Regions from separate parts of the Homo sapiens genome. Here region 2 is linked to region 1. The links are chromatin contacts, found by Hi-C or POLR2A ChIA-PET in ENCODE. All regions are on one chromosome and are shown on one strand. The core of a region is the stretch at or near the end of the contact, and the rest is flanking DNA. Distances in the headings are between cores, read along the strand shown. Region 1 holds the start of UBE2E1-AS1 (UBE2E1 antisense RNA 1). Region 2 holds the start of THRB-AS2 (THRB antisense RNA 2).

Region 1 (5,845 bases), core at 1,907-4,406:
CGATAAAGCACTAACTTAAGCTAGCTGGAATTAGAGATTAGGGGGAACAGTACACAAAAGAGGGCAAGAAACCTTCCAGACAGGTGGTTGGGAAATCACTTTTCCTTATAGGAGGAGCTGTTAGATTTCATGATTTCTTTCACAAGGAATCAGTCCAACCCAAGCATCAGTAACACAACACAAAATATCATGTTCTGTTACAAAAGAATTCTTATTATAGCTGGTAGGCAATTTATGCAAACCAATATTAAAGAAAAAATTCACCTACTGTCCTGATCACTTCAGCAAATCAAACCTTTTATTTTCCTGTGATCTCTGCTAGTTCTTGTCTTTATAACACATGATTTTTTTACTGGTTGTATTCATAATGTAGACATATATTTTTAAGTATCAGAAATCCAAATTTTCATAGGAGGAAATTTCAATTTTAATAACTATTTTTAGATTATTTTCCTCATCCTGAGTTTATTTCATCTTCTTATTGTTTTCTTCTGAATTTACATCTTTTCATCAGAACAAAAAGAATACAATCAGTTTTTCAGAAGTTTAAAAAATTTTTTCAAATATATAGCAAAGAATGTCATCATTTTTATATACTCTACCAGGACTCCTGAAACCAAACACTTAAGAAAGGTTATGTCTGGAAATTTTTTCAAAATCTATATGCATTTCAGTGGTGGAGAAATAGTTCTGTCTGGAAGCAGGAGGCTGAAATTATGACCCTGAAGATTTCTTCCAGCTTTTGAACTTCTTATTCTATGACAACTCCTGGTAGATACAGGTTTCCTGGTAGGGATTGAGCAAGAAGCATGCACAATTACTTTATGAGTCTTGATAAAGCTGGAATTTCAGGTTGATGGTTAGAAGGAGTTCGGCTGGGTCGTGAGAATGCTTGTTTTCCTGGTTACTGGATATGCCATGGGCTGTATATCTTGTGTTGTCCTGTGGTAACTGAAGCCACTGTTGCTGTGGAAAATGATGGCAGTTTGAATGAGATAATTTAGAGTGACCTATGGAAATCTGAGGCTGTCTCCTTAATGTACAAGACCTTGTATGTGTGGCACTGTTGTATTTGAATGGCACACATCTCTTTAGTTCCCTTCAACTGAAATGACAAAAGGTGAGAAACTGAATCGTAATTTGATGGCTTAATATTAAAAAAAAATTGGCAAAAATGCTAAATAAGGAACAATTCAGAAGAATTGCTGATCATTTCAAAAATATTATTTGCATAGCATTTATAGGTAGCTAAAGAAAGAGAAAAATGGCTTAATATTTTAAAAATAATTTGGTCAATTTAGCGATCTGGGGATTCTGCGATCCCCAGAACTTTGCATCCAATTTCCAAAAACCAAACCTTACATCTAATGTAAAATGACACAAAAAATTCTAAATCCAGTCTAATTCAGTAGTATATAGCTTATTCCCAGTGATGTCTCACATTCGCAAGCCCGTTACACGTTGGTTTTACCTGTCACCAAAACCTTTGTATCACTCTTATAAAAAACCACATCACTTTCTATAAAAAGTGAGTGGAAGAATCTAATATTGTAAAACTGCACGTGCCTCGCGTGACCTGAGCAGAAAATTCCTAGTTTGGGATTTTCTCACAGGCATACCTAAACTGACCTCTGCTCCTAGCAGGTAAATTGCTAGAAGGAGAAGCAAGTGTCAGTCCAAAGAAAACCCTTGTTGTGTGATTTTTTTTTTCTCTTTAATCGCTTTTTAGGTGGAGTACCCGCTGCATTCTCTAAAGTCTTTGCCACCACCAGATTACCAACGTTTTCACCAATTTGCCACCTCCCTACTCCTCTCCTTTCCAAAAGCCCTCATTGGAAAGAACTTTCTCTCGTGACCCCCCTATTCCATCTAGTTCCAATCACTCCCAGCGCCCCCCATCTCCATCGGCTTCCCCTCTCCCGCCCAGAATCCAGGTTCCCAAACCACTTAAGAGAAAATTCACAACCCTCGCCCCCTTCCCGGGCGTCCGGAGGAGGCGCTGGGGTGGGGGTGTCTGTGGGGGACAGGGTTTCCTGGGGTCTCCTGGGTCTTCCTCGCGCACCCCCAGGAGGTGTTGCAGGGGGAGGGGAGCGCGGGTGGGTGGGACCGGGCCGGGTGGGGGAGGGGTGAGGGCGAGGAGGAGGAGGAGGAGGAGGCGGCGGCGGAGGAGTGGTGTGTGTGCGAGCGTGTGTGGCTGGGGGAAGCCATTGCCTGTTTAATAGTTGCTGTTGCTGCACTTCCGCTTCTCTCCCAGCGAGAGAGAGACACGAGTGGCCAGGCCCAGCCGCAGCCGCAGCAGCAGCCGCCGCGGCGGCACGGAGGAGCCAGACACAAAGAGAGGTACGGGGATCCCCCCAGCGGCCCGCCGCCCCCCGGCCGCGCCGCCGGGCCTCGGGGACACCCCTCGCCGCCTCCCCCGACTCGCGCCGCCGGGGCCGCCGGGCCGCAGGGCACGGGGCCGGCGCGGGGGGGGAGCGGAGAGGGGCTGGGGAGCCCCAGGGGTCCGGGGCCCGCCCGCGGGGGATGGGCAGGGACCCCGGGCCGCGTGGGGTGCGGGGGCCGCCCGCATTGAGGACGGGGGTCATTGTGGCTCGAACTGTCAGCGCTGCCCCAAGAGCCCCCCACTGGCCACCGAGGGGCCCGGGAGCGGGGGTGGGAGGGAGTTGGGGGAGCCCCGTTTTCCCCAGGGGCGGGGGTTCGCGGGGATTAACCCCTCCGGGGCGGAAGGGCTCATTGTTATGTCTTCGCTGCGGAGGCCGACCCCCCCATTCCCCGCCGCAGCCCCTATCCCCCTACAGGAGTGGCGATCGGGCGTGTGCTCCGGACCCCCGCCCGGCCGCATAGCTGTGAGCAGGGCGGCCAGAGGCAGGCAGGCCGGGAGGGGCGTCGGGGCGCGGCGCGGGGGGGCCTCGGGCCTCGTCGCCCCTGCCCCCCGCCGGCCTCTCCCTTCCCCCACCCGGGCACCCGCTCCCCGCCTCCGTCCCCCTGTTTCGGCTTCCTCTCTTACTCCTTCCCGCCCCTCCTCTCTTCCCGACCTCGCCAAACTCCGCTCGTGGCCCCACAGTCTCACCCGGGCCACCGGCCCCTCACGACCCCCGGAAAGCGGACAAAAACAGCCCCGAGGCCGGCCGGCCGCCGGGACCTTCCCTCCCTGCCCCGCCGTGGCGCCCCGCGCCCCCCGCCCTGCCCTCCTTCGCCTCCCGGGCTACTCCCTCCCTGCCCAGCGGAGAGCCCCGGGGGGCGAGGGAGGGGCCTCTCTCCTAGCTCCAGACCGTTTTCCCACAGCGTTCCCCACTTGGGGCCAAAAATAAACAAGCCGCGTCCGATTTGCAAAAGCCTTAATGGGCCTGCAGACTTTGAAAAGCGAGTGGAGGGCGGTGGGCGGCCGCGTGCGCCCCTGGTCAATGCCCTCCTGACAGCACCCGAGTTCCTTATTTACACTGGCTGCATGGTTTGTGTGTTTCTGTTTTGTTTCTCTCCCCCTGCAGGGGCTGTTTGCGGGGTGGGGTGGGGGGTTCGCTATGTCGGATGACGATTCGAGGGCCAGCACCAGCTCCTCCTCATCTTCGTCTTCCAACCAGCAAACCGAGAAAGAAACAAACACCCCCAAGAAGAAGGAGAGTAAAGTCAGCATGAGCAAAAACTCCAAACTCCTCTCCACCAGCGCCAAGAGGTACTGTGCTCTTTTTTTTTTCCACAGGCTTCCTATTTCCGAACTGCCTCTTGCTGCATTTGGTCTGCCTCCCAATGAGGATAGCTTAAACGCTCCTCATGGTTTATGTGTTCTTAAAAATGAAAGAAGGGCCTTGGAAGCCCTAATTATTTTCTCTATTGCTGCTTCTGTTTTTAAATCATTGCTCACATGCAGCTGTTGCGGCTTGCCTCTCGCATTTCTTGCTGAAGTTTGTAAGATTCCTCGTTACTTTTATTAGTGACCCCCAAATCTGATTTCAGATTTCTTGTCCTACTAATGGTTAATCTGTGACCTTCCCCAAGGCCATGATCCCATTTCTTAATTACTAATACCAGCCCAGAGAACTGCATCAAAATGAATTCTGTGACCATTTTACCTTCTCCTCACCTGTTGCATGGATGATCTTTTCTAAATAGAGCTTTCTTCACAAATTGCATAAGGAATAAGAAACTCATATTAGCAGGTACAAAATTTAGTAGGTGAAGACAGATGTTTTCTGGTGGAATTTAAAGAGATTTTTCTGAGAGTTGAGGCAAATGAATGAATCAGTAAGTGACTATAAAATGGTTATTCTAGGTTATTTTTGTGGTTCTCTTTAAAAACTTCAGTTTACCAATTTCAGGGAGACTTGTCTTTTTTTCATGCTATTTGCTGTCCTCATGCTGTGAAAATGTTACTTTGCCTTATTTTTTCAATTTAAGTGGTCTCCCTTTTACTTTATTCTTTTCCTCTTAAGGCCCTGAAGGTAGCTACTTTTTATCCCTGCCATCCTAAGCGGTCACCCTTTTTCTTTATTCTTTTCCTCTTAAGCCTCTGGAGGTAGCTACTTTTTACCCCTGCCATCCTTCAGTAATATCCTCTGATCGCCATGACCCTCAAAATCATCTTTAGTGGATTCCTAGGAGCTCTGAGACACCCTTTCATAAATCCTTCTGCTCTCAGAGTTAGGCAGTTGTTAAAAAGGTGGCAAACCAGGAAGATAGTAAGAACTCCAAATGATGGGATAGGGATACCCTTCTTAAAAATTTTTAAAATAAAGTAGAACATGAGACTTTAGATCTCTCCACTGAGTAGTGAGCCTGGAAGTCAGGGTTTGAGAGTTTGTTCTGTCATTCTCCCTGACTTGTAATTTGAAAACTTGGCAGTGTTTTGGTGACCTAACCATGGGCTGATGAAGGAGTGACTTTTAAAAAATAGTGTGGAGGTCTTAAGTGGCAAGGTGCCTCTGCAAGATTGTTCTCATTTTTATAGGTTTGGTTTGATTGTACAGCTTCTCAGGAGGCCTGACTGACCCTCACTGATTAGCCCTGTGCGGTTTTCCTGGAACCTGACATCTACTCTGCCCACTTGGGACGGGCCCTTCCTTAATACTGCGCCCCACCTCAATCCTCTAGGCTCTCTGATCCTCATTCACGTTTTGGCCTCACGTGCTCAAGCCAGGATACTTGCTTTTGGTAATTTGCATTTTTATATTTTGCTAGATATCCCTGGTGTACATGAATATATTTGGGGGTAAAGACACAGGTATCAAATAGAAAATACTCTGCTTTTGTTGTGAGTGAATTACAGAGAGGGGGATTTTTTTCACTAGACATACTTTGTTTATTTTAAACAAGTTAAGAATTTATTTGGAAGTTCTGGAAAAGAGATGATAGGTGTAGAAAAATGAAAGGTGGGAAGCTACAAATAGTAATTTTACCTATAAATTAACATCAGGGCTTTTGTTTTGTTTTTGCAATGAATTTAGCTCCTTGATAATCTTGCTGAAAGAGTAGCTATTAGTGTTAAAGCAGACCTAAAGTTAATAGAAAAAGGTAAAAAAATGGAGAGGGACAGTGTATCCAGGAAAGAGAATGGGGAAAATTGATGTTAGTGGGACCCTATAGAGGCTGTTCTGTGAAGTATATTGATTTGGAAGGTAGGTGTTGCCCATAGAATTGGAAGGGGCACATTCACCAGGAGTAGGAGTGAAAAAGAAGCCTGAATTGGCAGACTAACAGGCTGCTAACTGCATGTTGGAAAGTGGTTTCTAAACCGTGGGTAGAGGAAAGCCCCCATTGCAAGTGGTCTGAACAAGAATGACTCTCTGGAAATAGGTATGAGTTACTCCTGCAAATCTCTTGCCAGTTTTTTGGAAATGCAAATGCTGTC
Region 2 (5,845 bases), core at 2,401-4,900, 340 kb after region 1:
CAACTGTCATCTGTATTGTAGAAGTTAATAACAGCAGTGAGCACTTATTGTGAGGGCACATTGCTAAGTGCTGTAGAAACATTCAATATCCTTCTATCTTCCCTACAATCATGTAAAGGAGGTGCTCTAAATATTTCCATGGTAGGGATTAAAAAAGTAAACCTCAGACAGGTTAAATCGCTTGCCCAAATCACATGGTAAGTACATGTGGGAACTTCAGGTAGGATGGAAACCACCCAGCAATGACCCCCACCTCCCTTGCAACCCAGGAGCGGCACTCCACATCTTACTTGCTTAACTGCTTATATGATGTATAATGAAGTAAATTTTACTGTATTACTTGAATGTTTTAGATCAACAGATTATAAACAGTCCTGCCCCAGCCACTTAAAAAGTTCATTTTAACTGTTGGTAGGATAACAAGGCAAAATGAGTGTTTTAAAATGTAAGAAATTAAAAAAAATTTTTTTTGAGACAGAGTCTCGCTCTGTCACCTAGGCTGGGGTGCAGTGGTGCGATCTTGGCTCACTACAACCTCCACCTCCAGGGTGCAAGTGATTCTCATATCTTAGCATCCAGAGTAGCTGGGATTACAGGCGTGTGCTACCACACCTGGCTAATTTTTGTATTTTTAGTAGAGACGGGGTTTTGCCATGTTGGCCAGGCTGGTCTCGAACTCCTGGCCTTCAGTGATCCGTCCTCCTTGGCCTCCCAAAGTGCTGGGATTATAGGCGTGAGCCACCACGCCTGGCTAATTTTTGTATTTTTAGTAGAGATGCGTTTTTGCCATATTGGCCAGGCTGGTCTCCAACACCTGGCCTCAAGTGATCCGTCTGCCTCCGCCTCCCAAAGTGCTGGGATTACAGGCATGAGCCACTGTTCCTGGTGGCAAAACAAGTTTTGATGGATGTCTTCTGCTAAGGCCTAAAGGGGTCCTCTAACTTTGCTAGATAAATGGTGGGAAATATCAGTTGATCTAGATTCAGCCCAAATTTTTATGATCCCGGTTAATGTTCTTTGGCTTTGATTATATACGTATACCCTATTGCATATTCCTCCTTCAGACACAAAAGCTCTTTCTTATTATGAAAATGCCCGAGGTAGGATTTTATATTGGGCAAAGCAGAATAAAATAGAAAAACATCAGGAATAACTGAGACTAACAGACTTGATTTTGGGGCGTATATGCAAATCCCTTATCATTTCCATTGTTCAAGTTCTAACAGAAAACTGTCAATATTATATTTGGGTTCTGTGTTCCTAAGCACTTGAGTCCATTAATTTCAGTGATGTTCATACACTGTTACAAGATTCACTCATTCACACGCAGGGCAGTTGTTGGAGATGTTGGCAATGATTTCCTGGGTGTGCAGGGTGGGCAAATCTTGCCAAAGCATGAATGTCAGAGCATGCCATGAGAGTGAAAAACAAGTTTCCCTGCAAACCTAGCTTTTCTCTCTGCTACCCTCTGACCAAGGAGGGCAAAGGAGAACTAAAGAAACCCAGAGATTCCTGGCAAGAAGATGTATGTCACAGACAGGGAGGGGAGGGGTAGGGTAGCACGCCTCCTTCTGGAGGAAACAATAATTTCCTAGAGGTAGAAATACCAAAGTCCAAGACATCCAGTAAGAATGCTGACGGCTTACTAGGATAGGAAGATTGTTAGTCTATCTGAAGTTGGGGAGACCCTTGTCTCCCTCATACTCTGATGCTGACTCATGTTCAGGGGTGGGTTTAGGGCAAGGAGTACATTGACCAGTAAGACCACGCTAAGCAGAGAATGAGGTGTGACACACCAGACACTCCAAAAAGTCACTCTGTTCACTTTTTATTGGGATGAATGAAATAATTTATACTTTGCTTATTTCCACAAAAGAGTTGAGATAGCTAGCTCTACTATACACTATGCCATCTTTTCTGTGGCCTATCTCTGATGACTTGTCTTGGGCACTTCATGGACCAAATCCTTTTAAAGATGTTGGCCTTTCTTTTTTTTGTTTTTTCTTGATTTTCTTCTTAAAATGTTGGCCTTTCTTAAGCTATAATTAAAGCATATTTTGATGTATGATAAGGAACCACTTCATTTTAAAAAGTAACAGAAATTAACTCTTGGAAGTGGACTTGAAGACATTTAAAACAGTCTACTTATTTTAAAAAAATCCTTTTAGAGATGAGCTGACAAAAGAGATGCCCTGGGCAATAAATAAGGACATATATTTCATTGATGATTTGTTGGTAAGAAGAGGTCTTGCTTTTATAAATCAATATCAGACATGTTTCTTTGTATTCTGAGAAGAACTGTATCCATTTTTTAGTACTTTGAGATGATTCACTGATCAATGTGAAAAGGAGATAACTCACTCTTCTAGTTCACTATTCAGGCAGCTGTTGAAAAGCTTTGATTCTTTCTCTAAAAATAGTTTGCTGTGGGACAGTATCAATATCCTTTCTACAAAAGATGTGTAAAAACTTGGATATCACAACAGACATGACATCTCCAAAAGATTTCACTCTTCTCAGGGTGAAAACTGGCAAAAAGGATTCTCTCCATACACATTGCAAGTATGGGGTAGAAATATTTTTAAATTACAGGTTTGAATAAACGATATAGGAAACAATTAACCCTTTCATCTTTCACCACTCTTAAAAACCGTGTTTCACTTGAAAAACTCGTTTGTCTTTTTCCAAGATGCTTTGTCATTATATTAAGTGATCCGCACAAGTACCCTGGGAAGGCTCTTCTCTGATTTTACAATGAAGGCAACCCTAGAAACAGGATTCTGACCTGAGACAAAGTCACAGAATCTGAAAAAAAATCTAGATTTTGCTACACGATTTCTTCTTTTAAGAAAACCTCAGCTGATCCAGGCTCCAAACATCCTGTGATCTAGGGAAAACAGGCTAGTTGATTTCTTGATCATCCTGAAGACATATGTGAGGCAGGGATATAGGTTAATAGGCTCAATTCTCTCTTTGTTTAAGTCAGTCACTAATAACGTATTGTCCTCTGTAAGGCACATTCACTCTTTAGAGTCATTTTGGGGAATTAAGTATTAAATTGAATTCCATATTAAATGGAATCAGGATCTCTCTCCCAGAATTCGAAATTTCCCATTATGCGCCGATTTAGAAGAATCTCAGTGCTGCAACTAAGGTAGGGAAAGCCTTATGAATTGGGACTAATTTAGAGAAAAGTCTAGTTTGAATTATCGAACTTTTGGAATGAGAGTAGGTACCTAAAGTTATGTAGTTTTATTACTTTCAAATCAAGCCAATAAAACTACTTTCAAGAGACTGTCTGCAAGTCTCTAATTAATAAATAGCCAGAACTTACTTGTAATTAGATTCATTAAATTCCCTAAGACATTATTTTCATAGATGTAATGGCAACCTTTAGCCCAGTCTTTGTTAAAGGACTACGAATTCCAGATCAAAGGGGTCTGGATAAATAAGAACATGTTACACCACATTCCAAAAAGCAAGTCTTGCAACCTTAGAAATTACCCCTTTCCAATGGATGTATTATCTCAACATTTTTAGCAGCCTTCTCCTAAATGTTTCCTAATGTCACGTACAAAAACATAGGGAATTTGCATGGAAAATCTTCCACTAGGGAAAAGGAAAACACCTTAATTTGAAACTGAGCTAACATGTTGATTTGGGGGCTTTACGAGCAAGGGTATGAACAAAGCGGGGCAGTTGGAGAAGCGGAAGAAGAGAAAAAGAGGTAAGGTGGATGAGAGAGGAGGGAAGGTGAAATGTTTTATACATTTAATACAATTTTTGCTTTAGGGTTTACATCTTGATAATTTAGTTTTAAATATAAGAGGTAAAAAAGACAAGGTATTTAACAAGTAAACAATTTTAAAAGTCCTTCCCTGACTTTAAATACTTCTTTATTTATGAAACATTAGCTGAACAGACACGAAATACAGCACTGGGTCAAGCTTTTTCCTTTATGGTAGATTTCATTTTCAAGGCTAGATTGTTGGACCAAAAGATATTTTCCAGAAACCTTATCTGAATTTTGTTGATGAAGTCTTGTAAGTAGGCCAATTTAGGTTCAGTTTCAGGAAGTGAATGGACTGATCACTGGTATATTCTTGTCAAGTATTTCCTGCAGATAGGACTGTACAGCACAAAATTAGCCGATGGATGACCAGAATCTACTTAGTCACTGCAGGCTGTGCGAAAAGCCAACTTGGATAATTTCAGAACATAACTGAATCTAAGTAGCCTCAAAGATATTCCCTATTGGAACCCTTGAAAATGAGCATATTCACTCAGACTAACAGCAGAAAACAGCCTGTGGTAGAGTAAACTCTGTCTCCTCCAACACTGTAGATAAAACAAGAAGAGAAACAGTCATTTCTCGGGATGACAACATGTTAAAAAGGACCTATGCTTTTTAAACCCAAAGTAAGAGTTTTATTAATTTCTTTTTATTTTATTGATTCTCTTCCTGTTTTAAAAACACTTGCAGAAGTAAAGAAACCAGACATTACACTCATTTAGTTATTTATGATTTGGGAAAAAAATTCAGTTCTTGAACATGTCAAAAATGAAGAGCACAACCAGACACCTGGATGATCACAGACCATGGATGTTAGAATTTGATTTTAATTTGAATTTAAACTTAACATTGCATTCTGGAAGAGGACTGGGAGGGGACTGGAGCTGGGCTAAGCTCTGTGCTTGTGGACCCAGGGCAATTACCTTGCAGCCTTCACACGTGATACAGCGGTAGTGATACCCGGTGGCTTTGTCACCACACACTACACAGAGCTCGTCCTTGTCTAAGTAACTGGGGATGTACCCTGTGAAGGAAATAAAAGAAGGAATATTAAAAAATAATATGTTAACGTCAAAGAGACACTATAGCTAAGGTTGCTAGGCCAGAGACAAAATTGGCTTGCCAGGAAGAGGTAACAACAGTAAAGACTTAGTGAAACCAAACGGTAAGAATTTTATACTCATAGAGTTAACATAGGCCCAGGATTTCAGAATGCCTTAGAAATAGCTCACACCTATAATCCCAGCACTTTGGGAGGCCCAGGCAGGTGGATCACCTGGGGTCAGGAGTTCAAGACCAGCCTGGCCAACATGGCAAAACCCTCTCTCTACTAAAAATACAAATAATTAGCCGGGCATGGTGACAGGCACCTGTAATCCCAGCTACTCAGGAGGCTGAGGCAAGATAATCACTTGAACCCAGGAGGCAGAGGTTGCAGTGAGCTGAGATTGTGCCACTGCACTCCAGCCTGGGCGACAAGAGCGAAATTCTGCCAAAAAAAAAAAAAGAAAGAAAGAAAGAAAGAAAGAAAGAAAGAAAGATAGCTGTGATCACTTGCTGTGCAGGTGGGAATGGCAGGAAGGCTGTAGAGCCAGTGACTCAAGCAGAGAGGCCAGGATTTGAGCACTGTGAGTTCTAGATAACACAATCTATTTAACAAGGCTTATTTCAAAACCTGTTTTCACAAGATTTGATCCACTTTGGAATCACAGTACCATGCAATGAATTCAGAAAACTTTATAGCTGGAAAGGTCCCGGGAGATGACGAAGTCCTTGTAAGGTGAAGAAACAGGCCTGCAGAGGTTTGGCCTTCCTCAGGGTCTCACTGGAAATTACAGGCAGGACTAAAACCCCAGTCTCTTAATTTCTAGCCCTCCAGTGTAATATGCTGGTCTTTTTCTAAAAATGGAGAGTTGACTTTAAGTAGAATGAATTTTGCCACCTAAAAAAGTTAGGTAAACTTGTGATATTATGATATGCAATCCAACAACACTGGATAGTGTGAAATGACAGAGGTTTTGTTTATTAAGAAAAAAGGAAAATCCAACTATG

Evidence for each region. Hi-C counts contacts between places; a loop is a spot of excess contacts on that map. ChIA-PET counts read pairs that join two places held with the same protein, here RNA polymerase II (POLR2A). Pooled maps may share reads with other maps.
Region 2: a loop to region 1 is called in a pooled map, with 2.7 times the contacts of the local background. The contact joins the promoter of THRB-AS2 here to the promoter of UBE2E1-AS1 in region 1. A Hi-C loop is called at or near these places in 4 of 50 pooled maps. POLR2A ChIA-PET finds 5 or more read pairs at or near these places in 3 of 52 experiments (PC-9, activated CD4-positive, alpha-beta T cell and activated T-cell).

What each region holds. Positions count from the first base shown.
Region 1 is chr3:23,803,749-23,809,593 of GRCh38, forward strand. UBE2E1-AS1 (UBE2E1 antisense RNA 1) reads right to left here and starts at 3,157. Exons shown (of 2, transcript NR_046652.1): 1 at 3,071-3,157; 2 at 276-966. It overlaps UBE2E1 (ubiquitin conjugating enzyme E2 E1), which reads left to right and starts at 2,207. Exons shown (of 6, transcript NM_003341.5): 1 at 2,207-2,340; 2 at 3,489-3,673. The coding sequence starts at 3,522. RefSeq lists silencers at 2,143-2,252, 2,333-2,462, 2,653-2,952, 3,153-3,332 and an enhancer at 3,633-3,722.
Region 2 is chr3:24,147,674-24,153,518 of GRCh38, forward strand. It overlaps THRB-AS2 (THRB antisense RNA 2), which reads left to right and starts at 3,651. Exons shown (of 4, transcript NR_121667.1): 1 at 3,651-3,727. It overlaps THRB (thyroid hormone receptor beta), which reads right to left. Exons shown (of 11, transcript NM_001354712.2): 6 at 4,717-4,817. RefSeq lists a silencer at 5,341-5,541.